2 separate regions of the Homo sapiens genome follow, and region 2 is linked to region 1. A link is an interaction called in ENCODE POLR2A ChIA-PET data of the cell type or tissue named here. Cell type or tissue: PC-3. All regions are shown on one strand. Links, peaks and the distances in the headings refer to the core of each region. The heading gives the core; the rest is flanking DNA.

Region 1 (15,875 bases), core at 2,547-10,546:
ATCTTTCTGTAATCTGCCGGGGGATAGAAGAGCTTACTTTTGACTTAATGTTCTAAGGATATAGTCTCTTAGGGCCCAGTTTAATTTGAGTTGTACCTTCTTTTATATTCTCTCTCTTGCATGGACCTTTGGCTTTGACTTTTATCCTCCCCATGCCATGAGGATATCAAAACTGAAGTTCAAGTTTGCCTTCAGTAAAGACATTCAATGCAAAAGCAGTTTCAGTATTCTGCTGACCTCTCAGGCTTTACCTTAATATTTTCATAATCTTTGATACTTTTGAGAAGTTGGATTTTTAAAATCCAGTATTTGAAAATCCTTTTCAAAAACAGAGGGCTAGTCCAAATAAACTAGCCTGTTATATTCCAGGAAACAGATTCATTATTTTTATTTTCAAGTTTTTAACGTTAAAACCAATATATCAAAATGAAAAAGAAAATTAGACATAGTTCTTCCTCCTATATCTCTTAACCTTCATTCAGATTCCTTTCTAGGCTTTGATCACATGCATATATGTTTTTTACATAGGTTACACCAACCTGCCATTTTCACAGCAGCTAACTTACATGTTTATTGGTCAAAGAGAAAAAGAAAAAAACCCACAAACTTGGAAAAGAACATTCTGATATTGCAAAGGTCTTCTTTTGGGAATCAACTTACAGAAAGACGAGATCCAGCTCTTGCTCTGGCAATACTCTCCTTTTCCTTTTCAGATACCCTTCTCTGCACAGCCTGGAAATTGTTTAAGGCTGCAGAGAAGTCATTCATGAGGCGTTCCTTCTGAAGTCTCTGCTGGCGCTAAGGAAATCAAGCAAGAACTTGAGATTTCATATTAACCCAGAATCATTTGGTTTTAATTTCCCTTAAAAGTAAAATTATACCCCTTAAAGATTTCCAACTAGGAAAATTATTATGAAATAGTCTCTTCTTTAAATTAATAAATTTGCTCTTTGCTAGCTCAAGTCCCTGGTTAATACTATAGACCAAGTCAGAATTTTTCTTCTTTCATTCTGACAAACCTGGAACTGGGTTGCATTTAACTTCTTCTTCTTTTTTTTTTTTTCTTTTTATTGAGACGGAGTCTTGCTCTGTCGCCCAGGCTGGAGCGCAGTGGCATGATCTCAGCTCACTGCCAACCTCTGCCGCCCGTGTTCAAGCGATTCTTGTGCCTCAGCCTCCTGAGGAGCTGGGATTACAGGCACCCACCACCATACCTGGCTAATTTTTTATTGTATTTTTAGTACAGATGGGGTTTCGCCATGTTGGCCGGGCTATTGTAGAACTCCTCACCTCAGGTGATCTGCCCGCCTCGGCCTCCCAAAGTGCTGGGATTACAGGCGTGAGTCACTGTGCCCAGCCTGTATTTAACTTCTAAAGTAATCTCCAAAGAACTGCAATTCAGAATTTTGGTGCCCTGGAGAATATAAAAGAGAATAAATACCTCTGGACTCCAGTTGAATCCAAACAGAGATGGGTTTTAGCTAAAATGTTAAAACCCTATTCATCTATATTGAATTCACAGCTTCCCTGTAAACTATAGAAGCATTTCACAGGCTTTTAGTGGTTTAAAATCTTTGAGACTTGGTAAGTACTTCATTTATCTACAGACTACCTCTACTAAGCTTGTTACTTCTATGTCTCAAAAAACATATGCTGAGGTTGAGCACAGTGGCTTATGCCTATAGTCCTAGTATTTTGGGAGGCTGAGGCAGGAGGATCACTTGAGCCTAGGAGTTCAAGACCAGCCTGAGCAACATGACAAAATCCTATCTCTACAAAAAATAAAAAAATTAGCCGGGCGTGGTGGTACACATCAGCTACTCAGAGGCTGGGGCAGGAGGATCATTTGACCCTGGAAGGTTGAGGCTGCAGTGAGTTGAAATCATGCCATGTACTCCAGCCTCAGCAATAGAGTGAAACTCTGTCTGAAAAAACAAAACAAAACACACACACACACACACACACACACACACACACACACACACACCACATACTGACAGCATTGTCCTGTTCTATGAACACAGAAGTAAAAACTCACCCCTGACCTCAAACAGCTGTCTATTTGTAAATAAAGGATATAGACAGACAAGTAACAAAGTTATTATAAATAACTGCTATATCCAATTGGTACTACAGGAGTTCAGAGGGCAGGAATAATCAGTAAGAACTCAAGCGGCCAAGAAAGGCCTCAAGAGAAGGTGGACAGTGAAGTAAGAGGAAGGCATGAATAAGCAGAAAGAAGGGGTAAGGCAAATCCAAGCAAGAGAATAGTGTGAGCAAAGGCATGGTGGCAGAACTTGAAGAGGATCTCTAGACAGACTGTTTGGTTGGAACTACACGTTTAGTAATGAGAGTAGCTAAAATACAAAATTGGAAAGTTAAGAAAGGGGCCAACCACAGCAGGTTTTAAATGCCAAGCTAGGCCGGGCGCAGTAGCGCATGCCTGTAATCCCAGCACTTTGGAAGGCAAGGTGGGTGGATCACTTGAGGGCAGGAATTATTCAAGACCGTCCTGGCCAACATGGTGAAACCCCATCACTACTAAAAATAGAAAAAATTACCTAGACATGGTGGCAGGCACCTGTAATCCCAGCTACTTGAGAGGCTGAGGCAGGAGAATTGCTTGAACCAGGAGGTGGAGGTTGCAGTGAGCTGAGATCGTGCCATTGCACTCCAGCCTGGGCAACACATGTGAAACTCCGTCTCAAAAAACAAAACAAAACGCCAAGCTATTGGGAGGATGAGGCAGGCAGATCACGAGGCCAGGAGATGGAGACCATCTGGCTAACATGGTGAAACCATGTCTCTACTAAAAATACAAAAAATTAGCCAGGCGTGGTGGCGTGCGCCTGTAGTCCTTTGCCACTTGGGAGGCTGAGGCAGGAGAACTGCTTAAACCTGGAAGGTGGAGGTTGCAGTGAGCTGAGATCGCGCCACTGCACTCCAGACTGAGCAAAAGAGCCAGGTTCTGTCTCAAAAAAAAAAACAAAAAAAAAAACAAGCTAATGAGTTTGGGGTTCAACCTCTAAAGAACAAAGAGCAATGAAGATTTTTGAGCAAGAAACATCATGGGTACAAAATAGTAACTTAGAAAAATTAGTCTGTGATGAGACCTGGGTCACCGTTTACACAAAGGTGGAATGGAAAAAAGAAACAAGTCAAACAGAACACTAATTCAATAGTCTAGGTTTAAGGTTAGGAGGACACAGTATCAGTAATAAAATCATAAAGAAATGAATTTAAGAAACATTTTGACTGGTGGTGGGGAAAGAGAGATAAAGTCAAGAATGACTGAAATTTCAAACCTGGAAGAGTGATGGTAATACTAAAAGCAAATTTAGATGAGCAACCCTTTTCTTCTGAGATTTTTATTTTTGCATAAACAAAATTATAACAATAACGGGGAGGACATCATTCCCTAACCTTACCGTGCAAAAATATTATCATAACTTTTAAATACATCATAAACATTTTCCATGTTACCATACTCTTCACAATTATGTTTTTGTTTTTTTTTTTTTTGAGACAGGGTCTTGCTCTGTCACCCAAGCTGGGGTGCAGTGGTGTGATCTCAGCTCACTGCAGCCCCAACCTCCCAGACTCAAATGATCCTCTCACCTCAGCCACCTGAGTAGCTGGGACTACAGATGTGTACCACGATGCCTGGCTAATTTTTTTTTTTTTTTTTTTTTTTTGAGACGGAGTCTCGCTCTGTCGTCCAGTCTGGAGTGCAGTGGCACGAGTTTTTTTTTTTTTCTTTTTTTGAGATGGAGTCTCGCTCTGTCACCCAGGCTGCAGTGCAGTGGCGCGATTTTTTTTTTTTTTTTTTTTGAGAGGGAGTCTCGCTCTGTCACCCCGGCTGGAGTGCAATGGCACAATCTCAGCTCACTGCAACCTCCGCCTCCTGGGTTCAAGCAATTCTCCTGCCTCAGTCTCCCGAGTAGTTGGGATTATAGGTGGCCACCATCACGCCTGGCTAATTTTTGTATTTTTAGTAGAGATGGGGTTTTGCCATGTTGGTCAGGCTGGTCTCAAACTCCTGACCTCAGGTGATCCGCCCACCTCGGCCTCCCAAAGTGCTGGGATTATAGGCATGAGCCACCGTGCCTGGCTAATTTTTGTAGAGATGTTGCCCGGGCTGGGTCTCAAACTCCTGTACTCAAGCAATCCACCCGCCTCAGCCTCCCAAAGTTCTGGGATTACAGGTGTGAACCACTGTGCCCGGCCATGATCTTTAATCGCTTACATATATTCCATCAAGTTGACCTAAATTTTATGTAAATAATCCTTCTAGATTTTTCACAGTTATTAAATATTATAAAGTAAGCCCCAATGTAATGGCTAATATTTATATAGTGCTTAAATTGTACCAGTACTACTGTAAGTGCTTTACATAATAATTCATTTATCTATACAATGACCTATAAATTAGGCATTATTATAGTCCCAACTTTACACATCAGAAAACCAAAGCACCACAGAGGCTATGTAATTTGCCCAGGATCACACAGTAAGTGACAAAGATGGATTTAAATCCAGGAAATTTGGCTCCAGAGTATATAGACTCTGTGTGTGTGTGTGTGTGTGTGTGTGTGTGTGTTTACCTTCAGAATTTTTTTTCCCCTTAGGGCTAATTAGCATGAGTGAGAATATTAGGTCAAAAGGCACAAACTTTTCTGTGATGTTAAGTATTGTCAATGAACTTAGTTAAGGGGTTTGGGAGAAACATGAGAAACTCAGTATAAGACAAGTTTTATATGAAGGTAGTTTATTTCAGGAGGAGATGTCAGAACATGAATTGAAGATATGGGCCACGCACTTAGAGGTGAAGGGGTTAGATTGGAAAAAGATCTGAGGTCATGATCATAAAGGTGAAAGGGAGGTCATAAAAGCAGGTGACTCCTAAGGAGAAAGCATACAGTGAAATAATTCGAGGATCAATGGCACAACCTTGGGGCATGCCCACTCTTAGGAGGATATGAAGTCCGGGAAGGAGGCTGACTCAACCTGGGGATCTCCAGAGTTGGGGGACACAATGAAAGAGAATCATGGCAAGAAGAAAGTTTCAGGGCAGACGGGATAGGCAAGAGGATCAAAGGAAACAGAAAAAAAGTGAATAGGCCAGGCATGGTAGCTCACACCTGCAATCCCAGAACTTTGGAAGGCCGAGGCAGGCGGATCACTTGAGGTCAGGAATTCAAGACCAACCTGGCCAACGTGGCAAAACCCTGTCTCTGCTAATAATACAAAAATTAGCGTGGTGGTGTGCGTCTGTAGTCCCTGCTACTTGGGAGTCTGAGGCAGGAGAATTGCTCGAACCTGGGAGACAAAGGTTGCAGTGAGCCTTTGCTCACTGGAGTGCAGATCATGCCACTGATCTGGTTGGAGTGCAGATCACGCCACTGCACTCCAGCCTGGGTGACACAGTGAAACTGTGTCTCAAAAAAAAAAAGTGAATAAAAACTCTTTATGGCCAGGTGCGGTGGCTCATGCCTGTAATCCCAGCACTTTGGGAGGCCAAGGCTGGCAGATCACCTGAGGTCGGGAGTTCAAGACCAGCCTGACCAACATGGAGAAACCCCATCTCTACTAAAAATACAAAATTAGCTGGGCATGGTGGCACATGCCTATAATCCCAGCTACTCGGGAGGCTGAGGCAGGAGAATTGCTTGAACCTGGGAGGTGGAAGTTGTGGTGAGCCGAGATTGCACCATTTGCGCAGTCCAGCCTGGGCAACAAGAGCGAAACTCTGTCCCAAAAAAAAAAAAAAAACTCTTTACAAAGGGCCTGGTATGGCAGTTCATGCCTGTAATTCCAGCACTTTGGGAGGCTGAGGAGAGAGGATTGCTTGAGCCCAGGAGTTTGAGACCAGCCTGGGCAACATAGCAAGACTCTGTCTCTATAAAACATTTAAAAAGTAGCTTGGTGTGGTGGCACATGCCTGTGGTCCTAGCTACTCGAGAAGCTAAGGTGGGAGGATCACTTGAGCCTGGGAGGTTGAGGCTACAGTGATACAGCGAGCCACGACTGCGCCACTCCACTGCGCCTCAGCCCGGATAACTGAGTGAGACCCTGTCTCAAACAAACGAACAAAAAACCTCAAAAGCCACTGGACTGGGTAACTAGATCATTGATGATAGTATATAAGTATGGAAAAAAACTGAAAGTAGGAGTATGGTTTGATGTATAAGATAGTAATGAAAAGACGGGTGATGGGGCTAAGATTAATTAGATGAGAAAAGAGTAGAAAGACAAAAGGATACAGAGCATAACAAGAGGAGGGGAATCAAGGAATTATATTTCACCAGAGAGAGTATGTTTGTAGATCTAGTTCGTGTTCTTAATGATCCAAGATAATGGAAAGGAACAACAGCATGCATAATCCAAAAATAACTTCTATTTGGTTTTAGAAGATGTTTGATGAATTTTGTTTTGGTAGCAGATTTGATTTTCTATTTATATTTTGCTTAGGCTACTACTTAACTCTTAAATACTTTCACTACTCTGCATTAGACCCTTCAACTCCTTTTTTGTTACTATGAAAACTGTCTACAAGTGTGTATTCCCTAAGTGCATGGTTAGGAGGAAGAAATGGGTAACTTGGCAGCAGTTTGGAGATATTGGATGGCAAGGGGGAAATGGCCCATAACTGAAACATCAGCATGAGTAATAATTAGAATAAACAGCCCGTATATAGACAACCAAAGGGTAACTACTTTGTAGCAGGATGACAAAGCATCTTGTCCTCCTCTCTCTTCTGCAAGTGGGGGCCAAAACTCCAGATATGCTACATGGAACAGTTTATCAGGTTAAACTAGTGATTTTCAATTTTTTTTTGACAGAGATTTACAATAAGAATTTGACAACATGGGCCAGGTGTGGTGGCTCAGGCCTGTAATCCCAGCACTTTGGGAGGTCTAGCTGGGCAGATCACCTGAGGTCAGGAGTTTGAAACCAGCCTGGCCAACATGGCAAAACCCCATCTCTACTAAAAATACAAAAATTAGCCGAGCGTGGTAGTGGGTGCCTGCAATCCCAGCAACTTGGGAAGCTGAGGCAGGAGAATCGCTTGAACCTGGGAGGCGGAGGTTGCAGTAAGCCAAGATTATCCCACTGCACTCCAGCCTGGGCGACAGAGCAAGACTCTGTCTCAAATTAAAAAAAAAAAAGAATTTGACATCATGATCCATCCATACATACACATATGTATGTATGAAACAACAGTTCCATATAACAATATTTACCATTATTACATAATATAGACTCTGATACTTCTACTCTAAGTTTTTTAAAATGCTGATCTCAATACACTAAAATGACTTCATGTTCCACTAGCCACAACCCATACTTTGAAAAACAACCCACGACAGGGAAGTTGAAAGGCTTTGTCTTCAGAGCCATCAGATATAGGACATTATCATTTAAAACGTTCAATCATAAAAAACGATATAAAGGTCAGGCACAGTGGCTCATGTCTATAATCCCAGTACTTTGCAAGGCCAAGAAAGGAGGATCACTTGAGCCCAGGAGTTTGAGACTAGCCTGGAAAACATAGCAAGACCTCATCTCTACAAAAAATTTAAAAATTTAGCTGCGTGTGGTGGTGCGCACTTGTGGTTCCAGCTACTCAGGAGGCTGAGTTGGGAGGATCCCTTGAGCCCAGGAGTTCAAGGTTGCAGTGAGCTATGATTGCCACTGCACTCAGCCTGGGTGACAGAGTAATACCCTATCTCAAAAATAAAATAAAATTTAAAAAGCAATACAAGTTAAGTGCCCCCACGAATGGTATAGAAGCTAAAAGCAAAACAGGATCATAATAGGAAGGTAGACGGAGAAAGTTTTTTTTACTGGAGACCTGAGGTAGATCATGAATGACAAGTCAAGCCACAATGAAGGAGGGGCACATCTGACTTCAGGAATGTGGCATATTAAGGGAACAATGAATCTCAGTAAAAATTGTGTGTTTCTAAAGGATTTAAATGGCCACTGAAGAAAATGACTTGAAAAGAGAACCCTTTTTCCCTGAGCAGTTCCTTAACCTGAGTGAGACCTGTGAATAACTCATGACAGAACATGAAGGTAACTGCAAAACATGAAAGAAAGATGTTTCATTAAAATGTAAAGATAATGGATACAAAACAAACTAGGAACCCTGGGCATGGGGCTCACGCCTGTAATCCCAACACTTTGGGAGGCTGAGGTGGGAGGATTGCTTGAAGTCACAAGTTCAATACCAGCATGGGAAACAAAGCAAGACCATGTCTGTACAAAAAAATTGTTAAAATTAGCTGGGTGTGGTGGCACATGCCTGTAGTTGCAGCTACTCAGGAGGCTGAGGGGAGGGGACTGCTTGAGCCCAGAAGTGGGAGGCTGCAGTGAGCTATGATTTCAACACTGCGCTCTACCGTAGGTGACAGAGGGAGACCCTGTCTCCAAAACGACAACAACAATAAAAATAATAATAATTAAAAAAAAAAAAAACTAGGAGAAAGGAGGAAGCCTACAAACATAAAACTGCTAGCCAAACCCCAAAGAGATGCAAATGTTGAGATTTCTCTTCAGTTAACTCCATTTTATTAATATATTAATAATGTTAATAATAGCAGCAGCCACCACATATTGATTACCTACCAGACGCAGACACTTTGCCACATCTGGTGTGTACATTCTTTCTATTGCCCCAACAGTCACATATCCCCCACTTGATGGATAAGAAACTGAGGTGCAGAGGAGGTCTATCTATCTAGCACCAAAGGCCAACTTATTTTTTTTTTGTTCTACACACTGCCTTTCTACTAACACAAAGTCCTTTCCTATTAATAAACAAAACAGAAAATACCAACCTGTTCTGAAGTAGATAAGGGAAGGGGCAAGGACCCTAATTCTTTCAGCAATTCATTTGTTTCCTTGGCGAGCTGATTTGTGGAGTGTTGTAACTGTTGCCTAAGAGAGAAAAGATATGTTTCAGGATGTTGTCACTTCTTGAGAGGGTTATACACAGAACCACTTTGTTCTCAGAGTGTCTCATAACGTAGGGAATGAAGGGCCATTTGAAGAAATGAGTCCCTAGATGCCCAGGTTCACAACAAAATTCCAGAAATATTACCCAGGCAAACCCACTTCAAGGTATCTTCACTGAGCAGAAAGAATCTGCTTCAATAGCCTGCTGAAGAAAGCACAGATCGGGAATTTTAACTCTTTGGGAAGAGAAGAAAAGCATATCAGCAGTTCTGATAAAAATATAAAAAGAACAATTGCCGCCCACACCTAAATCAAGTAGTTTAAACATACTGAACTCTCTTATTGTCCAGGAGTTGACTGCCACAGTCCACTGACTAGAATCTAGGCACAGACAGTTAGATGAAATGTGCATTAAAAGCGTAGCTTCCTACCTACCCTAGGGAACAACCTCCAAACATCTAATCCCATGCTCTTGCTTTAAAAAGCTGGCTCTTTTCTAGCCTTATCCTTGGCTTCCTACCTGCTCTTTATACCTGAGTTTCTGGCTCTTCCCTCCAAAACAAAGAAGCCTTACCTGTTAAAAATACAAAAGGAGTAGGGAGGAAGGGGAATTGAAGAGGAAAGAATATGTAGTATATTAAGTGGAACTTAAAGTAGTAGAAATACAAAAAGTACTCTTTTCATTTGTGGTTTCCTCTACTATCCAGCCATTTCTACAAAGGCTTTCTGAGACGACAGTGAAACCACATGCTATGATCTGAATGTTAGTGTCCCTGCAAAATTCATATGTTGAAATCCTAATTCCCGAGGTGATAATATTAGGAGATGGGGTCCTTTGGAGGGTGATTAGATCATGGAAATAAAGTTGTTGTTTATAAACTACTCAGTTTATGGTATTTTGTTATAGTAGCCCAAATGGGCTAACACACCACACTAATTATTAATGGTTTTTCTGTACTGCAAATGGGCCTCCAGGATTTAAAAAAAAGGAGTCAAAAGCAAGAGGTACCCAATCAGTGGCTTGAACATCCCAGGCAGTAGAAAATATCCAGAGATATTTCACATTTCCCTGGAAAAAGCTCACAATAATAGTCATTCTCTTACCTCACACTGTCTAGGGTAGGAAACAAAAAATATTGCTTGATATATATATACATATATATGTATCTACATATATATAGATACATATATATGTATCTACATATATATAGATACATATATATGTATCTACATATATATAGATACATATATATGTATCTACATATATATAGATACATATATATGTATATACATATATATAGATACATATATATGTATATACATATATAGATACATATATATGTATATACATATATAGATACACATATATAGATATATACATATATAGATATATATTATATATTTATATACTATATATTTTATATTTATATACTATATTTATATTTTATATATATTATAGATATATTTATATACTATATTTATATTTTATATATATTTATATACTATATTTATATTATATATATATATTTTTTGAGATGGAGTCTTGCTCTGTCGCCAGGCCGGAGTGCTGTGGCGCGATCTTGGCTCACTCCAACCTTCGCCTCCCGGGTTCAAGTGATTCTCCTGCCTCAGCCTCCCAAGCAGCTGTGACTACAGGCGCAAGCCACCACGCACAGCTAATTTTTGTATTTTATTTTTTTGAGACAGAGTCTTGCTCTGTCACCTAGGCTGGAGTGCAGTGATGTGATCTCAGCTCACTGCAACCTCCGCCTCCCAGGTTCAAGCGATTCCCCTGCCTCAGCCTCCCAAGTAGCTGGGACTACAGGCACGTGCCACCACGCCTGGCTAATTTTTTGTATTTTTAGTAGAGACAGGGTTTCACCGTGTTAGCCAGGATGGTCTCGATCTCCTGACCTCGTGACCCACCCACCTCGGCCTCCCAGAGTGCTGGGATTACAGGCGTGAGCCACTGCTCCCGGCTTGCTCAGAACATTTTAAAGATGAAGAATAGCACTAAAAGCAGAAATGGAGCAGAAAAGGATGTGATAAAAAGAATCAGGAGTCCCTACTATCAGTCTACTATTCTCTCCCTCAGGCTCCCCTTGGGCCATTCTGATTACATATGCAGTAGTCCCTCAGTATCCACGGGGGATTGGTTCCAGGCCTCCTGCCAAGTCCTTAATATAAAATTGTGTAACATTTGCCTAGAACCTATGCATATCCTTCCATATACTTTATTTATTTATTTATTTTGAGACGGAGTTTCGCTCTTGTCACCCAGGCTGGAGTGCAATGGCACAATCTCAGCTCACTGCAACCTCCGCCTCCCAGGTTCAAGTGATTCTCCTACCTCAGCCTCCCAAGTAGCCGGGATTACAGGCACGCGCCACCATGCCCAGCTAATTTTTGTATTTTTAGTAGAGATGGAGTTTCACCATGTTGGTCAGGCTGGTCTTGAACTCCCGACCTCGGGTGATCTGCCCACCTCAGCCTCCCAAAGCGCTGGGATTACAGGTGTGAGCCACCACACCCGGCCCATATACTTTATTTTTTATTTTTATTTTTATTTTTTTGAGACAGAGTTTCACTCTTGTTGCCTAGGCTGGAGTGCAATGGTGCGATCTTGGCTCACCGCAACCTCCGCCTCCTGGGTTCAAGCTATTTTCCTGCCTCAGCCTCCTGAGTAGCTGGGATTACAGGTGCCTGCCACACATCCAGCTGATTTTTGTATTATTAGTAGAGACAGGGTTTCATCATGTTGGCCAGGCTGGTCTTGAACTCCTGACCTCAGGTGATCTGCCCGCCTCAGCCTCCCAAAGTGCTGGGATTACAGGCATGAGTCACTGCACCCAGCACCCCCTTCCATATACTTTAAATCATCTCTAGATTACATTACTTAATACTTAGAGGTGAAGCCAGCTGGACTTCTGGGTTGGGTGAGGACTCTGAGAAATTTTCTGTCTCACAGGAGGATTGTAAAATGCACCAATCAGCACTCTGTAGCTAGGATTGTAAAATGCACCAATCAGCAATCTGTGGCTAGCTAGAGGTTTGTAAAATGGACCAATCAGTGCTCTGTAAAATGGACCAATCAGCAGGACATGGGTGGGGACAAATAAGGGAATAAAAGCTGGCCACGCCAGCCAGCAGCAGCAACCTGCTCAGATCCTCTTCCACGCTGTGGAAGCTTTGTTGTTTTGCTCTTCACAGTAAATCTTGCTGCTGCTCACTCTTTGGGTCCGCACCACCTTAAAGAGCTGTAACACTCACCACGAAGGTCCACGGCTTCATTGTTGAAGTCAGCAAGACCAAGAACCCACCAGAAGGAACTAACTCCAGACACAATACAATGTAAATACTATGTAAATAATTGTTCTACTATATTGTTTCAGTAATGACAAGGAAAAAAGTCTGTACATCTTCAGTAGAGACCTTCCTTTTTTTTTCTGAATATTTTCTATCTGTGGTTGGTTGAACCCACAGGTGCAGAACCTATGGATATGGAAGGCTGACTGTAGCTGGAAATCCAGTTAGACTAGATCATGAGGAGTCCTACGCCAACAAGGAAGCTCATTTAGGCAGAGTTGTGAGCAGAATATAGTTTAATAGTGGTACGAATTCCCTTTTCTACTTCCCTAAATTGTTCTGCTAAACTGCCCAAGAGGAGAAAGAACCAGAGTTCAAAGACTTTGAAAGGCAACGGAAATTACAATCCATTAATATACTTTGTTGCCCCGCCCCTCTTTTAGATCCAGCTCTTATCTCATGACCCACTGCCTCTCATTCTGACTTCCCAGACCTGAAACCTAAGCTGCTGTCTGGCAAGGACACTGTGTCCTCAAATGGCCCTCACAAAACCCAACCTTGTCAGGAAGTTACTCACAGATTTTCCTGTAGCTTGCTTGAGTCCTGCTTAGTTCCTAGCTGGCTCATCAAATTCTTTATCTGAGCAGCTGGGGAGATAGGAAGAAAAAGATTTATTTAAAAGAAAAATACATTCATCATGAGTACCCTACTTCTAAGATTCCTGGTCTCTTCCCATTCAGAATAAGTATTAATACATGCAACTAATAGAGACCATGCTATGATCAAAACCTTGACACACACATTCCTCCAAAAACTAATTACAAGGTTCACCTTTCTCCTATAGAGTAACTGTGTCACAAAGTAGAAGGTGGTAGTTTTATCATCCCCCTAAAATTTGCTAGTTTTCCTAGATCTCCTATTGCAATGGTTAAAAATTTCAACACCTTTAGAAGGGCCTCTAGGCCAGATATCAATTTGCAACAATAAAAAAAAAATCAAGTCAAATACAATAATTTTTCTATAGCAAACATTTTTGGAAAGACAATGTATACTTATTACTAATAATGGGTTACCACCAATTGAGCACCTCTAAGTGCCAGGCACTATATACTAAGAGCTTTGTATACACTCTGTTATTAATTTTCACAACAGCAATCTCCAGTAGATGTACTTTTTTATTTATTTATTTTTTTTTTTTGAGATGGAGTCTCACTCTGTCACCCAGGCTGGAGTGCAGTGGCACGATCTCAGCTCACGCAAGCTCCGCCTCCTGGGTTCATGCCATTCTCCTGCCTCAGCCTCCTGAGTAGCTGGGACTACAGGCGCCTGCCACCACGCCCGATTAATTTTTTTGTATTATTAGTAGAGACGGGTTTTCACCATGTTAGCCAGGATGGTCTGGATTTCCTGACCTTGTGATCCACTCGCCTCGGCCTCCCAAAGTCCTGGGATTACAGTCGTGAGCCACCACGCCTGGCCTTAGTAGATATACTTCCATTTTGCAGGTAAGGAAGTGTATTTAGAGAGATTAAGTATCTTATACAAGCATACACAATTAATAAGTAGCAGAGCAAAAATTCAATGCCCAGTACATCAGATTCCAATGGCTATGTTCTTTCAACTGTGCTGTCTATACCATAATACAGTCAAACATATGGTTTTGTTCAGCCTTCTCTACCTTTTCCTAGATATTTGCTAAGACTAGGAATGGTCATGTTTGAATCCTGGATGTTTAACTCCTATCCTAGACCAAGAAAGCAGAGGTCCAGAGGAACTGATCATCTATCAATAAGGAGGAACACTCTAACGCCAGCCTGCCTGGGACTCTGAACACTCCTGTCCCTTACTGATTTCTGCAACAATAGAGCCCTTCATTTATTTTATGCCTTGCTTTCTATTTTCTTTTTCTGGTTACTGGGGAGGGTGGGGGAGATTTATTCATTCATAGAGGTTGGAAGTTAGTTATATGATTTCTTGTTTGCTTGCTTGTTTTCCAAGAGCATTCACTGTCTTCTATTACAAGTAGCTGGAGTACAGAACATATGAATAGAGTACTCATTGCCCAGAAGTAACACACTTACCATCAAGTTTCAACAGAACTTCAAGAAATCACATAACACAATAAGTATAAGGCTCTTCCAGCCATTCAGCTTTCTTTGTGAGAGCCCTTTCTATCCTCTCTGGATTAATGCCAGTTTCACTTGTGAAACACCAGCCTGCTAAATGACTAGTTCAGTGGAAGAAAATGAGGAGACCAATGTATATTGTATAATTTGTGAATATTATAGAAACAGTATACATATAATGCTCCCATGTCCAACAAGAAAGAACCTTCACTTATTAGAATTTTGAAATTTAAAAATTAATTGTTCCAAATTTACTTTTTGGTAATGGTACTCTTTAAAATAACAATATTTGGGGGACACAGTCATAATCTTGTCCCTAATTTGGTCACCAAGATCAGTAAAAAAGTAAGCTAAAATGTATTGAGTACCAGTTACCTTACAATACCAATGACATGCTAATAGTCCCTAAATCTTTTTTTTTTTTGATACAGAGTCTCACTCTGTCGGCCAGGCTGGAGTGCAGTGGCATGATCTCGGCTCACTGCAACCTCCGACTCCCAGGCTCAACCAATTCTCCTGCCTCAGCCTCCCGAGTAGCTGGGATTACAGGCGTGTGCCACCACGCCTGGCTAATTTTTGTATTTTTAGTAGAGATGGGGTTTCACCATGTTGGTCAGGCTGGTCTCAAACTCCTGACCTCAGGTAATCCACCCGCCTCGGCCTCCCAAAGTGCTGGGATTGCAGGGTTGAGCCACTGCACCCGGCCAGTAGTCCCTAAATCTGATAAGAAGCAACGATTAGGCAAAAATCTTCTAACTTATTGCTGGGTGCTTCTATTCCTAAACAGAAATGGAACAACTCAGTCCTTAGTAGTAAGTACACGTTATTTCTCCCTAGCCAAAATTACTGCATTGTTGGGGATACAAAGCAAACATTTCCCGAGTCAAGTATATATAGGCTGGTAGCACTTCAGATTATGATTTCATCTTATTTTGAGACCATATTTTCCTAACAAAAATGTGATTCCAGTTTTATAACAGAAATATAGGATTCACTTAATTCAAATTTTGCCTTTTGACAAGACTTCTCTAAAAGATATCTATTCTACTAAGTGAGGAACCACTATAGCTCAGTGGTTCCATGGTTCCAATTATAAGCACTATAATTACTGCATTCTGCTAAGATAGCATTATGTGTGACAACCACTTTTCTTCATCACTAACATGTGGTATGTCCTTCTTATCTAAGTCAAATGGGAATCAGGATACAACTAAAGCTATTAACTGGACAGCCATAAAAATAATTTATGAAAGAGGGCATGAATTTTCATTTACTGAGCATCTACTATGAGGTACTAGACACTGGGCTTGACAAGCATTAACTTATTTGACTCCAACAATCCTTTAAGTAAGTATTATTATTCCATTGTTGCATATGAGCACAATGAGGCTCCTGAGAGTTACAGAACTCATTCATTCATTCATTCATTCAGAGTAGAGTATCTACTCTACACTATTCCATGTCCTAGAAGACACTTGCCTT
Region 2 (15,875 bases), core at 3,138-11,137, 140 kb after region 1:
GGTTCTCTGTCCTCATCACTTTTCTCTGGACCTGTTTCCCAGATTGTAAAATGGGGAAGGGAAGGAGTTGAACTCTCGTCCAGACCTAGAATGTCTTTCTCCAGTGCTCAAGTTAGGAGCGTCTTGCTCTTAAATAAAATACTTTAGGGATTTCCTTGTTCTTTAAGGGCCTTCCAGGTCCCCCATACCCTTGAATCACCACTCTCCCGGCAGGGGCTCTCACAATTTCATGGTGCTATGTGCGGATCTGACCACCAGGTGGCAGTACAGTCCTATCTTGGACTCCATCAGCCCTCATCAGCCTTTAGCAGCTCCACGATTACCAACAGCCCTCTCTGGGGCAGGCAACCAGGGTTAAATAGAGACGGAAATGAATAGACCTCGCCCCTGCTCAGCAGCAGGAGCTACTGAAGCTCACAAGAGTGGTCCATCAGAGAATCCCTCCAGGGCCCACCTCCTCTTCCCTTCAAGTCCTCAGTCCTACAACTTGGGGATCTCCAAACTCCTGTAGTCAGGTCTCACCTCCAGGCTCACTGCCTGCGCTCCCAGACCCAAGTCACAAGGATGAAAGTTAACGAGAGGAGCACACCACACGCACTTCTTGGCTGGGCAGCAGAGGGGGATGCTGGGAACTGGGCATCACTAGATTCTGCCTGGAAAGGGGGGTCTGGGCCAGCCGAGGGTCTGGGGCAACAGTAGCTGGAGGCTGCCGAGGCAGGGGAGGCCTGTGGCTTCCTGTGAAGAACAGAGGAGCCACTTCCTTTAAGCAGATGGCTGGGGGAGGGGTGGAAGATGAGGGAGCATAGGCTTCCTGGCTTAGCGGGCGGAAAAGGGGTCCCAGGAAGGCCCCATGAACAGGTCCAGAGCAGCCTTCTCTTTCCCTCTTTCTGGGTCTCCATGGAACAGACAGCTGAGACAAGGTAAGGTCACACTTGTGAAGTTCTGTGCCGTGAAGCCACAGAAAGGATAGTCAGGTTAGGGAACAGGCTCATCTGTAGAGGCCAGTAAAGAAATGGAGCCTTGGTTATTCCAAAAAGCAAGTCCAAGCACCTACCCCCCAGTATCCAAGTCCCAGTCCCCAGCCTCAGAACCCAGTCCCAGAAATCCAGCCCCCATTTCCCCGCTCCAAGCACCAGTTCCCAGAGAAACGTCCAGTGCCAAGTCAGAAGCTGGCAGAGGCCCACTGGTTCATTATCTGTGTGAACAAATGGCATGGGCCCACAGGAGAGATTTTTTTTTTTTTTTGAGACAGGGTCTTGCTCTGTCGCCCAGGCTGGAGTGCAGTAGCACAATCACGGCTCACTGCAGCCTTGACCTCCTGGGCTCAAGTGATCCTCCCACCTTAGCCTCCCAATTGGGACCACAGGCATGGACCACCACATCCAGCTAGTTTTTTTTTTTTTTTTTTTTTTTTAGATGGAGTTTCGCTCTGTCACCCAGGCTGGAGGGCAATGGTGCAATGGTGCGATCTCGGCTCACTGCAACCTCCACCTCCCGGGTTCAAGCGAGTCTCCTGCCTCAGCCTCCCGAGTAGCTGGGATTACTGGTGCGTGCCACCATGCCCGGCTAATATTTGTATGTTTAGTAGCTACGGGGTTTCGCCATGTTGGCCAGGCTGGTCTTGAACTCCTGACTTTAGGTGATCTGCCTGCCTCAGCCTGACCACAAATTCTTGATGAACCAGTAGAGCTTGCCTCCCAGCACCCACAGCTACCAGGGCACAGCGTGGTTTAACTGCTCCAGGTTCTGATCTGCAGAAGGGGTAGGGGTCTTCACTCAGCCATGATCACTATCCTTGGAACCCACCAAACTAAGCCCATTTCTCCTTCAGTCTTTCACACTTGGGCCAAAGACACCTCCAGGCATGCCGGTGCCTAGGCCAGACACCTTCCCAAAGGCTTTTCCCCCTAACTTTTCAGTGATGGCTCCTTCTGCACTCTTTGGTCTTCACTCAAATGTCACCTCCTCAGAGAAGCCCTCCCTGACCACCTACTTTAAAATTGCCTCCTTGTTTCTCTCTACCATAGTAATTGCCAACTTGTCTGCCCCTTGGAATCATCTGAGAGCTTAAAATTGTATGGATACCTGTGTCTCACTCACGGTGTGGGAACAGCTTGCTCTCCATGTCACTCTTTTAATTTTCTGTATAAAGCCAGTAAAGACATAGAGTCTTGGTGACTCCAAGAAGTAGGCCCGGGTACCCAACCCCAAGTACCCAAGTCCCAGTCCTCAGCCTCAGAGCCCAGCTCCAAACACCCAGGTCCAAAGTTTTACATATATTAACTCTTTTCATCCTTACAATAATTCTCTCGGGTGTTCTTAGGATCCGCATTTTACAGATGAAGAGATCAAGGTACAGAGAGGTTAAATAATTTCCCTAAGGCAAGCAGCTAGCAAGTGACAGGACAAGGATTTGAACCCAGAGAGTCTGCCTCTGTAGAACAGTGCCTGGCATCTAGAGGGGCTCAATAAATAATTGTCCAATGAATGAATGACTTAATCTTAACTCCCTCTGCCTCACCCACCCCCATATTCAATCCATCAACCCACCTGCCTGAGGATTGTATCTTCTAATTATTTATTGAATCTGTTCATGTCCCACCCACAGTAGCCTCCCTCTCATCTAGCTTACTACCTTCCATGCTGGAGGGCACCTCCTAGGTGTCCCTGTGTCCACTCTTACTCCCGTATCCACTCCTGTCTATTCTCCACACAGAGGTAGGGAGATTTTAAAACACTAAGTACCCAGTGACTGCCCACAGCACTTAGAAGAAAATTCTATTTCCTTACTATGGCCTCCAAGGTCTTAAATAATTCGCTCCCGTAAACCTCCAGAGCCTCATCTCACTCAGTTTCCTTTCCCTTATTTTCCAGCCTGCTAGCCTCATTGCCTTTGCACAAGCTCTTCCCTCTGCCTGGAACACTTGTTGCTTCAGGAGTCGGCTCGATGTAACTTCTACAGGGACCTGAGCCCCAATCCAAGTTAGACACCTGGTTATTGCAGCAGCCTGTATCTCACCGTCCCAGAATGAATCATGACTGCAATGAAAACGATGGCATGAGCATTTGTTACCATCAGGCTTCCGCCCTAGATTATGAGCTCCCTGAGGACAAGCAGAGGGTTCATCTCTCTTTATAGCTAGAACCCAGCACAGCGCCTGGCACTCAGGAGGCACCCAATTACTTTGGCTGACTGGATAGACATACATACAGACGGACGGATAAATGGCTGGAAGAGGAGTGATTGAAAAAATACATTTTAAAATGCCCTGGCTGCATTTCTTAGAGCAGTTATAATGCGCGCAATTCACACGGGAATTATTTTCACCCTTTGAGGGTCCGCACCCACCGGTGCCCCAGTCGCCTTTCCCAGGCAAGGCCACTGGGCGGGGCATCCGGGGCCGTCGGAGTGACGTAACAGCGGGGCGCGTCCGGAGCCGGCCCTCACTTCCTGATTGGCAAGCGCGGTGGCCACACCCACCGCCGCAGCCGTCGGAGTAGAGATGGTGGCAGCGATGGGCGGAGGGGGAGGCCCGGCGTTCGCGCAGACGGCGGTGGGGCGGTGGGGCGGTGGGGCGGTGGGGCGGCCGCGCCGGCTTCAGGGCGTCGGGGTCTCCCGGGGCACGTTCATGAAGCCGGCGAGGTGGAGACTGGGCGCCGAGCGGTTTGCGAGGCTCGCGCGGTTCCGGGGGGCAGTGGGACGGCGGAGGGCTCGTGCGCTGCGGCTGGACCGCTCCCCGCGGCGGGCCGGGCACAGGGTGTGACCGGGCCTCCGGGCGCTCGCTGCAGCGCGTCTATTTCGGTGCCTCTGACCTCAGCGAGGAAAGTCCCAGAAACACAGCCCCACCCTCCCTCTCACCCTCCTTGACACGCTCGCCTCTTCCCCACCACCCCAAACTCAGACCCAGAAGAACTGCGGGAAACTAGGCGCCTGCAGACCTGGTTTCTTAGCCCTAACTCTGTGTGACCCAGAACAGGAGTCCATGACTTGTGGACGTTAGTCCGCTTATCTGTAAAATGAAGCGACACCTGCGTTAGATGATGCGAGGTATGAAGTACCCTGCACTAGGGGTGCTGGTGCTAGGTGCTCCAGGGTTACTAGTTTCTTCCTGATCCTGCCGCTGATGTGCTCTGTGTCTTAGAGCAATTTCACTTAACCTCCGGGGCCAGGCTTCCCCCATCCTAGGATGAGTCAATTGCCTTTCTAGTCCCAGGGTCCTGGGGGCCAGGCCTTCTTGAATCATGGAGTCCGTGGCAAGCTAAGAGCAGGCACCGCCTCCTGGTGTCGGGGCTCTTGCCTTTCTGAGCCCTCACCCTCTTCTTTCCCCATGCTCCCCACCCCCCAGCTCAGGGCCCTCCAGCCTTGTCTCTTGACTTCTCTAAGGTTCCTCTGACAAGTGAGTTTTCTCATCCTCCCTGATGGCTCGAATGAGGTTGTGCCTAAGATGGCTGGGCTCCCCAGAGGCTCTTTGAGGTTTCAGTCTGCTGAGACCTTAAAGGGCATCCCAGGACAACCTTCCTGCATGTTCCTACCAAGGTTGAGTCACTCCCCTGCACAAAACCATTCAGAGGCTCCGTATGGCCCTCAGGCCACTTGGCAAGACCCACAGGCCACAATACCAAGGTCTCTCTTCTCAGCCAAGCCCCCAGGCAGGCTATAGCCAGACTCAACTTTCAGCTGTCTTTCCTCTCTCCCAGTGACACAAACCTCTGCTGGGATCACTTCTTCCCTGAGCCATCCCCTCACACCTTTTACCTGGCTAACTCCTCATCCCTGATCATCATGGAAGAGGATGGATCCTGACCCCTAAGGTGGGTCTCAGTTCAGCTGAGGACTGGTGAGTGACTGCTGACCTCACTCAGCGCAGCCACTCCCCTCCTTGCCTCCTTCCCTCTGCCCACGTTGAACTTTCAGCTGCTTGAAAATACATGTCTCTCTCGCCTCTGAGCCTTTGCACCTGTTTTTCTCTCAGACCTAAACACTCTTCCCTTCCCTATTTAACTTGTATTTATCCTTCAAAAAAAAAAAATCTCAGTTTAGGGCCAGGTGTGGTGGCTCATGCCTGTAATCCCAGCATTTTGGGAAGCCAAAGTGGGCGGATCACCTGAGGTCAGGAGTTCAAGACCAGCCTGGCCAACATGGCAAAACCCCATCTGTACTAAAAATAGCAAAAATTAGCCGAGCATGGTGGCATGCACCTGTAGTCCCAGCTACTCAGGAGGCTGAGGCAGGAGAATCGCTGGAACCCAGGAGGCAGAGGTTGCAGTGAGCCGAGATTGCACTACTGCACTCCAGCCTGGGCGACAGAGCGAGACTCCGTCTCAAAAAAAAAAAAAAAAAAAAAAAAAAAAAAAAATCAGTTTAGAAGTCAGTTTCTCTATGGGTTGGAGGCTGGAGTTCATGACCAGCCTCTGCAATATAGAACACATACTGTCTTGGCAGTATTTAATGTCTCCCCATTAGAATGTAAGTTATCGGTTGGCAGTGGTGGTGGCTCACACCTGTAATCCCAGCACTTTGGGAGGCCAAGGTGAGATGATTGCTTGAGGCTAGGAGTTCAAGACCACCCCGAGCAACATAGCAAGACCCCATTTCTACTAAAAAAAAATTTTTTTTTTTTGAGATGGAGTTTCACTCTTGTTGCCCAGGCTGGAGTGCAATGGCGTGGTCTCATCTCACTGCAACCTCCACCTCCCGGGTTCAAGCAATTCTTCTGCCTCAGCCTCCCAAGTAGCTGGGATTACAGGCATGCACCACCATGCCTGGCTAATTTTGTATTTTTTTTAGTAGAGATGGGGTTTCTCCATGTTGGTCAGGCTGGTCTCGAACTCCTGACCTCAGGTGATCCACCCGCCTCAGCCTCCTGAAGTGCTGGGACTACAGGCATGAGCCACCATGCCTGGCCTCTACTAAAAATTTTTTAAAATTAGCTGAGCATACCTGGCATGTACCTGTAGTTCCAGCTAATCGGGAGGCTGAGGCATGAGCATCACTTCTGCATAGGAGGTTGAGGCTGCAGTTAAGCTTAAGATCAAGCCATTGCACTCCAGCCTGGGCAACAGAGCAAGACCCTGTCTAAAAAAAAAAAGAGAAGAGAAGAGAAGGGAGGGAAGGGGAGGGGGCGGAGAGGAGACCGAGTGTGGTGGCTCACACCTGTAATCCCAACACTTTGGGAGGCCGAGGCGGGTGGATCACCTGAGGTCAGGAGTTCAAGACCAGCCTGGCCAACATGGCAAAACCCCATCTTTACTAAAAAAATACAAAACTTAGCCAGTCGTGGTGGTGGGCGCCTGTAATCCCAGCTACTTGGGAGGCTGAGGCAGGAGAATCATTTGAACCTGGGAGACGGAGGTTGCAGTGAGCCGAGATCGCGCCATTGCACTTCAGCCTGGGCAACAAGAGGGAAACTCCGTCTCAAAAAAAAAAAAAAAAAAAAAAAAAGATGTAAGTTACAGGAGAGTAAAGATGCCTTGTCACTATATCTCCTAATGACAATGATGGCCACAGGCCCTGGCCCAAAATGGAATCTCAGTAGGAGTTTATTGAATTAATGAGTGAGTGAATCTCTACCCAGTGCTTGTCCAGTCCCTGCTTACATACCTCCAGAGGCAGGGAGCTCACTACTCTTGAAGCAGCCCACTCCGTTTGCAATTAGAAGACCTCTAATTCCTGCCCACCCCCAACCATTGCCGAAGAGATTCCCTGGAGCTGAGGCCCAGAGAGAGTGATTACCTTGCCTGAGGTAGTTGGTGCAGAGCCAAGACCTACTCAACTGTCCTGAGGGCATGTGCAAGCTCACCTAATCCTGAAAGAGCCCCTAGGTGTCAGCACTGGCCAGATCCCCCACAGCCTGTACCCATTTGTAGGCCTGGGACTTGAGCCGCCATCGCAGCCCATTTCCCCTTTGCTCAGGAGCAGCCAACCAGCATCTGCTGAAGACAGGGATAGCAGGTCCCCAGTCTGGGAGCGGGGAAGCTAAGAAGGAAGCACTTTCAGGTAGCACTGGACTTCTGTTGCCCCTTTCAACCCCCATGCCAGCCCTATAAAGCAGGACTTGTCGTTCCCATTTTACAGATGCGCAAACTGAGGTGCTAGTTACCTAAGATAACACAGCAAGATAGTGGCAAAGCCAGGCCTAACTTCAAAGCCTGACCTCTTTCCTCTGCCCCTCAGCTTGGTGCCTCTTGTCTATCTGCCCTACTTCCAGGCCAATTCTTTCCTAAGCCTCATGAGGTCCTGAAGTGTCCTGTGGCTTTTGTTCCCCAAGCTGGGTCCCGCCCACAGTGAGGACTCACCAGCTGTGCTTTGGCAGCAGCTAAGAGCTGGCTGAATAACAGGAGTCATCCCTTCCTTCTGTATTTAGTCACTCCCTAAAACTGCAGGGGACCCCGACCAAATTAGGTAGTGGCCAAGGAGGTGTTTTGGAGAGGCCAAGCCCCTGAAACTAGGCCAGGCCACCTATTTGCTGTATCACTTAGGTCTGTTTCTTTCATGGAGCCTCAACTTACCATCTATAAAGGGGGTGAATTATCCTTTCTCAGGGCCTCTGTGTGCAAGGATTCAGGAAAGCTGCTCTCCTCTCTGCCAGGCCACCTCACCTTTGCACCTTCACCTTGAGGAACAGATCCCCACCCCACCCCCCCCGGCCAGGGTCCTTTTGTTGGCAGAACTCCAGCATAAACTGCACATAACCTGATTGTTAATGGGGGCCACAGATCCGGGGTTGGGGGCCCAGCTCCCCAGCTTCAGCCCTTCCTGGCCTTGGTTCCTGCTGGGGAACAGGCTCTGTCATCATGTCTGCTTCCTCTTCTTTCTGTGGCCTTTGCAGAGCCATTTCCCAGGGGGCTCTGCCTCTCCTGCCTCCTGTCTCCTCCTCTGTCTTCCCACCCTTCTTCCTCACACAGTGTTTATCCGCGCCTACTCTGGGCCTGGCACTTGGCTCATAGAGCTGAATAAGCTCAGGGCCTGTCCTTGCAAAGCTCACAGTTTGATGGGGGAAAATGGACAAGGAAACCAAGTTACAATTTATTCACCCATCCCAAATCCTATTGCCCTCCCTGCCGCTACCCTCACCCCTGCAGTCTGCACTCCACGCAGTAGCCTGAGTGATCCTGTTAAAACGGAGGTCAGAACATGTCACTCTTCTGCTCAACCCCCTCGCCCCCCCCATGGCTCCTGGTGTCAGAGGAAAAGCCAATGTCCTTGCTGTGACCTACAAGGCCCTGCGTGATCTACCTCACTGCCTCCCACTCTCTGCTCTGATCACTCCCTTCCAGCTGCACTGGCCGCCTTGCTGTTTTTCAGCATGCCAGGCGTGCTCCTGCCTCAGGCCTCTGCATTTGCCCTTGGCCCTGCCAGGCATGTCTTCCCCCAGGTAGCCACGTGGTCTCCCATCCTTCACTCAGGTATCTCCCCCTCATCCAGGGGACTTCCCTGGCTGCCTATCTAAATATTACCCCTTAGTTGCCTTCTGCTCTTTTACCTGCTTTATTTTTTTTCTTAGCCACTACCAAATAACATGTAATTATTGATTTTCTTTTTCCTGCAAAGGCATAAATCCCATGAGGTCTCCTGAGGTTCCCCACCCCCAAAAACAAACAAAAAAAGGACAGAAGAGAGAGAAAGAAAAAGAATGCCAGAAAAATTCTGGAAAAAAAAAAAGGCAACACTCACTGACTACTGTTAGATAACAATATTTAAAGCCTCAAAAATTAAAACAACTTGGGGCTTGATGGGGTGGCTCACGCCTGTAATCCCAGCACTTTCGGAGGCCAAGGCGAGTGGATCACTTGCGGTCAGGAGTTCAAGACCAGACTGGCCAACATGGTGAAACCCCATCTCTACTAAAAATACAAAAATTAAGAGCCGGGCATGGTGGCTCACGCCTGTAATCCCAGCACTTTGGGAGGCCGAGGCAGGCGGATCACCTGAGGTCAGGAGTTCGAGACCAGCCTGGCCAATGTGGTGAAACCCTGTCTCTACTAAAAATACAAAAATTACCTGGGTGTGGTGGTGCATGCCTATAGTCCCAGCTACTTGGTAGACGGAGGCAGAGAACTGCTTGAACCCGGGAGTTGGAGGTTGCAGTGACCCAAGATCATGCCACTGCACTCCAGCCTGGGCAACAGAGTGAGACTCCATCTTAAAAAAAAAAAAAATACAAAAATTAGCCAAATTAGCCTGGCCTGGTGGCAGGCGCCTATAGTCCCAGCTACTCAGGAGGTTGAGGCAGGAGAATCACTTGAACCCAGGAGGCAGAGGTTGCAGTGAGCCGAGATCATGCCACTGCACTCCAGCGTCCTAGACGATGAAAAGAGATTCCATCTCAAAAAAATAAAATAAGAATAAATAAATAATTAAGTCTGGGCATGCTGGCTCATGCCTGTAATCCCTGCACTTTGGGAGGCCGAGGCGAGTGGATCACTTGAGGTCAGGAGTTCGAGACAAGCCTGGCCAACATGGTGAAACCCCTTCTCTACTAAAAATATAAAAATTAGCCAGACGTGATGGTGGGTGCCTATAATCCTAGCCACTTGGGAGGCTGAGGCAGGAGGATTGCTTGAACCCAGGAGGCAGAGGTTGCAGTGAGCCGAGATCAAACCACTGCACTCCAGCCTGGGCGACAGAGCGAGACTCGGTCTCAAAACAAAACAAAACAAAAAATAATAATTAAAACCACTTGGTTTGGTTCAGGAAGAGACAAACAGACCAATGGACTAGAATAGAAAGTCCAGAAATAGACCTAATTGCACGCGAGAATTTAGTATTTGATAAAGGTGTCCTCTCAAAGTGGAAAATGGACTCTTTAATAAATGGTGTTGGGACACCTAGGTAGCCAACTAGGAAAAAAAAAATTAGATCCGTGCCTCACACTGAGCACCAGGATGAGCTCCCAAGGGATAAAATATTTAAATGTTTGAAAAATCAAAATAAAACCGTAAAGGCACTAGAGGAAAACATGGGAGAATGTATAATCTCATAGTGGAGAAAGTTTAACCATGACTCAAAAATCAAAAAGCTGTAAAAAGAAAAGATTGATAAAGTCAACTATATAAAAATCAAAAACTTCTGCATGGAAAAACACTATAAATCAACGCATAAGACAAATGACAATCTGGGGGAAATATTTACAACTCTAATCACAGACAAGGGAACATCTCGCTTATTTAGAAAGAATTCCAGGAAATTGATTAATCTTATAGAAATAGAGGCCTAGGCCGGGCGCGGTGGCTCACGCCTGTAATCCCAGCAATTTGGGAGGCCAAGGTGGGCAGATCACCTGAGGTCGGGAGTTCAAGACCAGCCTGACCAACATGGAGAAACCCCGTCTCTACTAAAAATACAAAAAAATTAGCTGGGCATGGTGGCGCCTGCCTGTAATCCGAGTTACTCAGGAGGCTGAGGCAGGAGAATCGCTTGAACCTGGGAGGCGGAGGTTGCAGTGAGCCGAGATCACGCCATTGCACTCCAGCCTGGGCAACAAGAGCGAAACTCCATCTCAAAAAAAAAGAAAAAAGAAAAAAAGAAAGAAATAGAGGCCTAGCATATGAACTGACGGTTCCCAGAAAAGTAAATATAAGTGATTCTTAAACACATAAAAAGAAGCTCAAACTCAAAAGAAATGCAAACCAGAAAAACTAGACTAGAATATTGCTACAGTTTGAACATTACGCCGCGAAAAGCAGGTGCTGGGAACTTAACCCCATACAACAGTGTTGGGAGGTTGGGCCTAAGGAGAGGTGTTTAGGTCATGAGGGTTTCACCCTCATGAATGGATTGGTGGTGCTGTTATAGCAGGAGTGGGATTATTATTCTGGGAACAGATTCATTATAAAAGGGCAAGTTCAGTTCCCTTTTCTTCTCTGTCACCCTCTCTTTGCTCTTCCACCATGGGATGACACAGCAAGAGGGCCCAAGCCAGATGTGGGCCCCATGATCCTGGAATTCCCAGCCTCCAAAACTGTGAGCCAATACACTTCTGTTTATGATTAATTATCCATTCTGTGGGATTTTATTATAGCAGCACAAAATGGACTAAGATACGATGTCTTATCAGTCTGGCCAAAAAAACCCCAAAAGCTGAATAACATATTCTGTGAGCATTTCTATGAGGAAATAGTACTACTCTCACACATGTTCTCACACATGACTCTCACATGTGTGAATATAAATTGGTAAAAGGGCATTTTGGCAAAATCTATCAAAATACCTTCAGATAACCTATTTCTGGGAATTCATCTTCGGATAGACTTGCATGAGTAATAAATGATGTATGTATAAAGTTATTCTCTGCAGCACTGTTTCCATAGCCAAAGACTGGAAACAACCCAACTGTCGATTAGTAAGGGGCTAGACTAGGTAGAGCACAGTCCATCCACAAAATGGAATACTATATGGCTACGAAAAAGAATCAGGGAGATCTGTGTGTTCTAGTAGGGAAAGCTTTATAAAGGATACTGAGGGCCGGGTGCAGTGGTTCATGCCTGTAATCCTAGCACTTTGGGAGGCTGAGGCAGGCGGATCACCTGAGGTCGGGAGTTTGAGACCAGCGTGACCAACAGGGAGAAACCCCATCTCTACTAAAAATACAAATTTAGCCAGGTGTAGTGGTGCATGCCTGTAATCCCAGCTACTCAGGAGGCTGAGGCAGAAGAATCGCTTGAACCCAGGAGGTGGAGGTTGCAGTGAGCCAAGGTTGCACCATTGCACTCCAGCCTGGGCAACAAGAGTGAAACTCCATCTCAAAATGAAATAAAATAAAGGATACTAAGTTTGGCCATGCACGGTGGCTCACACCTGAAATCCCAGCACTTTGGGAGGCCGAGGCGGGTGGATCACTTGAGGCCAGGAGTTCAAGACCAGGAGTTCAAGACCAGCCTGTCCAAAATGGTGAAACCCTTCTCTACTAAAAATACAAAAATTAGCCAGGTGTGGTGGTGTGCACGTCTGTAGTCCCAGCTACTTGGGAGAATTGCTTGAACCTGGGAGGCAGAGTTTGCAGTGAGCTGAGATCGTGCCACTGCACTCCAGCCTGGTGACAGAGCGAGACTACTTCTCAAAAATAAATAAATAAACAAATAAATAATAAATAAATAAATAAACCATATTACTCTCCTGCTCAGAAACCTTCCAGTGGTTTCCCATCACATTGATAATAAAACCAAATATCCTTCCTGTAGCGGAGAAGGCCCACCAGCGTGAGCACATCCTTGCTGAACAGCTCTCAGTTCATCTCCCCTCGCTCACTGTCTTCCAGCCACACCGGCCCCCAGGCAGACTCTCGCCTTGGGACCTTTGCACTCACAGTTCCCTCACTTTATTCAGGTCACTGCTAAATGTCACCTCTGCAAAGAGGCCTTCTTTCACCTAAAAAATACAAAAATAAAAAAAAATTCTTTTACACAGCCCTGACCCCTGATTGCCAAGACGTTCTAGCCCCTTCCTTTCTTTGCTTCTCTTCAAAGCGAGTCTCACCAGTGATGTCACACATCTGTTGATTGTCTCCTCCACTTCTAAGTTCCAAGAGGGGAGGGGACTGGAGCTGCCTTGTTCACAGCCCTCTCCTCAGGCCCTAGCACAGGGCCTGGCACATTCAGTAAATATTTGTTGAATGAATGGATGAAATGTGACACCAGATGTAAAGTGCTTAGCATGGTCCTGGCTCACAGCAGGGGTTTGATAAATGTGACTTCCTTCTCCTTCCCTGGGACACCTTCACACTCCTCTCACCCCTGCCCCTCCAGGAATACCTCCCATGTGACCACATGGGCTCCTTGTCTCAGGGTGCCCTCCCTCTCTTCTTTCCACGTGGCCTTTTCATTTGGCTGTTGACGGGCGGGGGGGATATGACATGACTTCTCCATTACACAATGGTTCCCCTGTGCAGGAACTATGGGAACCATGGTTCCTACTCACTCAGCCTCCCTCCTTTTCCAAGGCTCACCCTATGAAGCTGCCTACAGGGCCCACACGTATCATTTCCTGACTCTGATAAGGAATTCCCCCTCTGGTTTGTTCTGTTTCTCTGTCAGTTCCTTCTGCAGTCTAACCGAAATCATTCTTGCTGCAATAAAGAATGAGTTTCCTTTATTTCCCTAGGGCTTCTGAGAAAGCAGCTGGGCTAATTTTTTCCTGTAATATTTTGGTAGTTGTTAAGGGTTTGGAGGTGAACCCTCCCCACGGAGTCTGCAGTCTCAATTCTCAGGCAGAGCAACTCTTGTCAGCTGCTTGGCAGGAAAGGTTTCTCTTTATTCATCTTAGAGGATTTCAGCACACCCTGCAGGGCAGCCAGCTCCCCAGGACTGTGGCCCATCAGGTGGTTGGGAGCCAGGGACAAGATGGTGGACATGGTTGTGGGCATGACTGAACCCAGATGAGAGGTGAGGTTGGCACCTTAACCTTGACCACCTCACTCCCACCTCTCCCTTCTTAATTTATCCATCCATTTAGTCAGTCAGCTCAGAATAAGAATCAGAAGCACCAACTATGTGCTAGGCACCCAGCTCTTATCTTCTCTAAGTCTTGCTTTCTCTGTCTATAAAATGAGATAATAGTACTTACATGGTCATTGTGAAGATTAAATGAGCTCATGTATATAAAACCCTTAGCATATCCTTGGCTCATTAAAAATATTCAATAAACATGTTATTTTTTTTTTTCAAAGGAGTTGATTTAATTTCAGGTGATACAAAGTTTAGGGTAGAACAAGGACCAAAGAGCAGACTCTGGCAAGATTCTGAGCTGGTTTTACTTTTAAATTCACAGTTATGGTAGGAATGACTTAGTGAAAACAACTAAAGAGATGATGAGCCACTGTAAGATTTTTTTTTTTTTTTTACAAAAGTTTATTCTTAAATGTACAACAGCTCCAAGATAACACTTTATTCCAGCTATACGGGGCAAAAGATGTTATGGCAGGGAATAGAGAAGTTTAAATACGGATGAAATAAAGGGTCACCATCTCCTCAGGCACAAGGAACAGCTTGCTTTTCGCCAGATTTCTTAATTCCACCTGTGGCCAAGGGCCCCTTCCCCGCGGCCTTCGCTTTTAGCTCCTCGAGTTTCTTCTGCTCCTCTTTTTGTTTCTGCTTGAAAGCCTTGTCTTCCTCGTCCATCTCCTTGGCCTGCTTCTTGGGCTGTTTCGGTGGCTTCTTCTTGCCACCTTCGTGGCCGGACATGGCACCTGCCGCCCCTTCCGCAGACCCTGCCACCAGAAACCTAAACATGTTATTTTTCAATTCAACCAGCAAATACTGAGAGATGCCATCTCTGGGCCAGGCCCTCAAGAGTCCAGTGGGAAAGGCAGATCTGGAAACATATATTTATGAATAAAGTGCAGGCCAAGCTCACACCTGTAATCCTAATACATTGAGAGGCCAAGGTGGGAGGATTGCTTGAAGCCAGGAGTTCAAGGCCAGCCTGGGCAGCACAGCAAGACCCTGTCTGTACAAAAAAATTAAAAATTAGCCGCATATGGTTGTGCACAGCTGTAGTCTTAGCTACTCAGGAGACTGAGGCAGGAAGATCATCTGAACTCAGAGGTTTGAGGCTGCAGTGAGCTAGGATCATGCCATTACGCTCCAGCTTGGGCGACAGAGTAAGACCTTGTCTCTTAAAAAAAAAAAGTCCAAACAACAGAGTATTTGGGGGACAAGGTGGGGCTGGGAGCCCACCTGCCTGCTGCTCGGCTGGGTGACCTTAGGGAAGGCACACCCTCTTTAGTTCTGCCAGGGAGAATGCAGGAGTTGAGATGGGGACTCAGGCCTAAAAATAAGGCAGGGCAGGACTAAAGACTTGGAGTTGAGCCAGCTAGCCTGCTTTCCAATCTTGCCTCTGCTGAATTCTCCCGGTATGACCTTGGGCAAGCCTCCTGCCACTCTGAAACTCAGTTTCCTCCTCTGAATAGTGGGGTTGGGGATGATCTCATCAGGTGGCAGGGTGGCCGTGAGGATGCAGAAGAGGGCAGATGGCAAAGTCAAAGGTGCTATGCCCTGTGTGGGAGCCAGCCCTGGCCCACCTGAGGATGAGGAGGAAGTTCTCCCTGTGCAGCTCCAGGTACTCCTTGCTGCTATGGCTCCTCCCATGCCAGTGGCAGGAGTGATCCAAGAGGCTGAGGGTCAGGTCCTTGCTGTGTTCCATGAAGTCTGGCCTGGGGTTCCCTGGCACGCAGTGGTGTACCTAGGCTGAAGAGTTTCAGTTTCATGCAGAACACATCTTGGGGTGGGGGCACAGGGGCACCCAGCATATTACATCTGCTCCCACCCTGAGCCAGAGGGGCTGAGTGCCTGGTGTGGGGCCTTGGCCTGCTCATTGAGTCACTATATTCTTGGACTTCTCTGGACCTCAGTTTCCCCATTTGTAGAATCGGGATAATGGGCCGGGAGCAGTGGCTCACGCCTGTAATCCCAGCACTTTGGGAGGCTGAGGCAGGCAGATCACTTGAGGTCAGGAGCTTGAGACCAGCCTGGCCAACATGGTGAAACCCCATATCTACTAAAAATACAAAAATTACCTGGGTGTGGTGGCCGGCACCTGTAATCCCAGCTGCTCGGGAGGCTGAGGCAGGAGAATCACTTGAATCCGGGAGGTGGAGGTTGCAGTGAGCCAAGATTGTGCCCGCCACTGTACTCCATCCTGGGAGACAGAGTGAGACTCTGTCTTAAAAATACGTGTGTGTGTGTGTGTGTGTGTGTGTGTGTGTGTGTGTGTGTGTGTAGACAATGAAATTGACCGTACGGGAGAGTCTTTCAAAATTAACCTGGTGCTAGAGACCACCTTTCTCTAGCTTGTGGTCCACTCCATCCTGCCCTCCTCCTTCTCCCGGCCCTGGTGATGTTAAGCAAGGGGGTCTCTCCTTCGGACTGGGGGTTCCCGA

Evidence for each region. Peaks named below come from ENCODE experiments on the same cell type or tissue, not always from the same donor. Only the 100,000 strongest peaks of a DNase experiment are listed, where the experiment ranks them.
Region 2: POLR2A ChIA-PET joins it to region 1 with 23 read pairs; 2 of 35 experiments call an interaction of 5 or more read pairs at or near these places.

Annotation. Positions count from the first base shown.
Region 1 is chr1:27,786,601-27,802,475 of GRCh38, reverse strand. STX12 (syntaxin 12) reads right to left here. Exons shown (of 9, transcript NM_177424.3): 2 at 12,845-12,914; 3 at 8,844-8,943; 4 at 661-798. Among named protein-coding and RNA genes, the nearest start is that of STX12, 21 kb to the right of the region's middle. In PC-3, for the core only: no CTCF peak of the experiment used is centred there; no DNase peak of the experiment used is centred there; H3K27ac peaks cover 339 bases.
Region 2 is chr1:27,647,722-27,663,596 of GRCh38, reverse strand. It overlaps LINC02574 (long intergenic non-protein coding RNA 2574), which reads left to right and starts at 875. Exons shown (of 2, transcript NR_151722.1): 1 at 875-920; 2 at 2,875-3,269. It also overlaps the pseudogene LOC729973. RefSeq lists enhancers at 228-743, 813-1,022, 744-1,259, 3,861-4,361, 11,479-12,445 and silencers at 3,512-3,751, 8,684-9,086. In PC-3, for the core only: no CTCF peak of the experiment used is centred there; a DNase peak (open chromatin) is centred at 4,576; H3K4me3 peaks cover 946 bases; H3K27ac peaks cover 1,209 bases.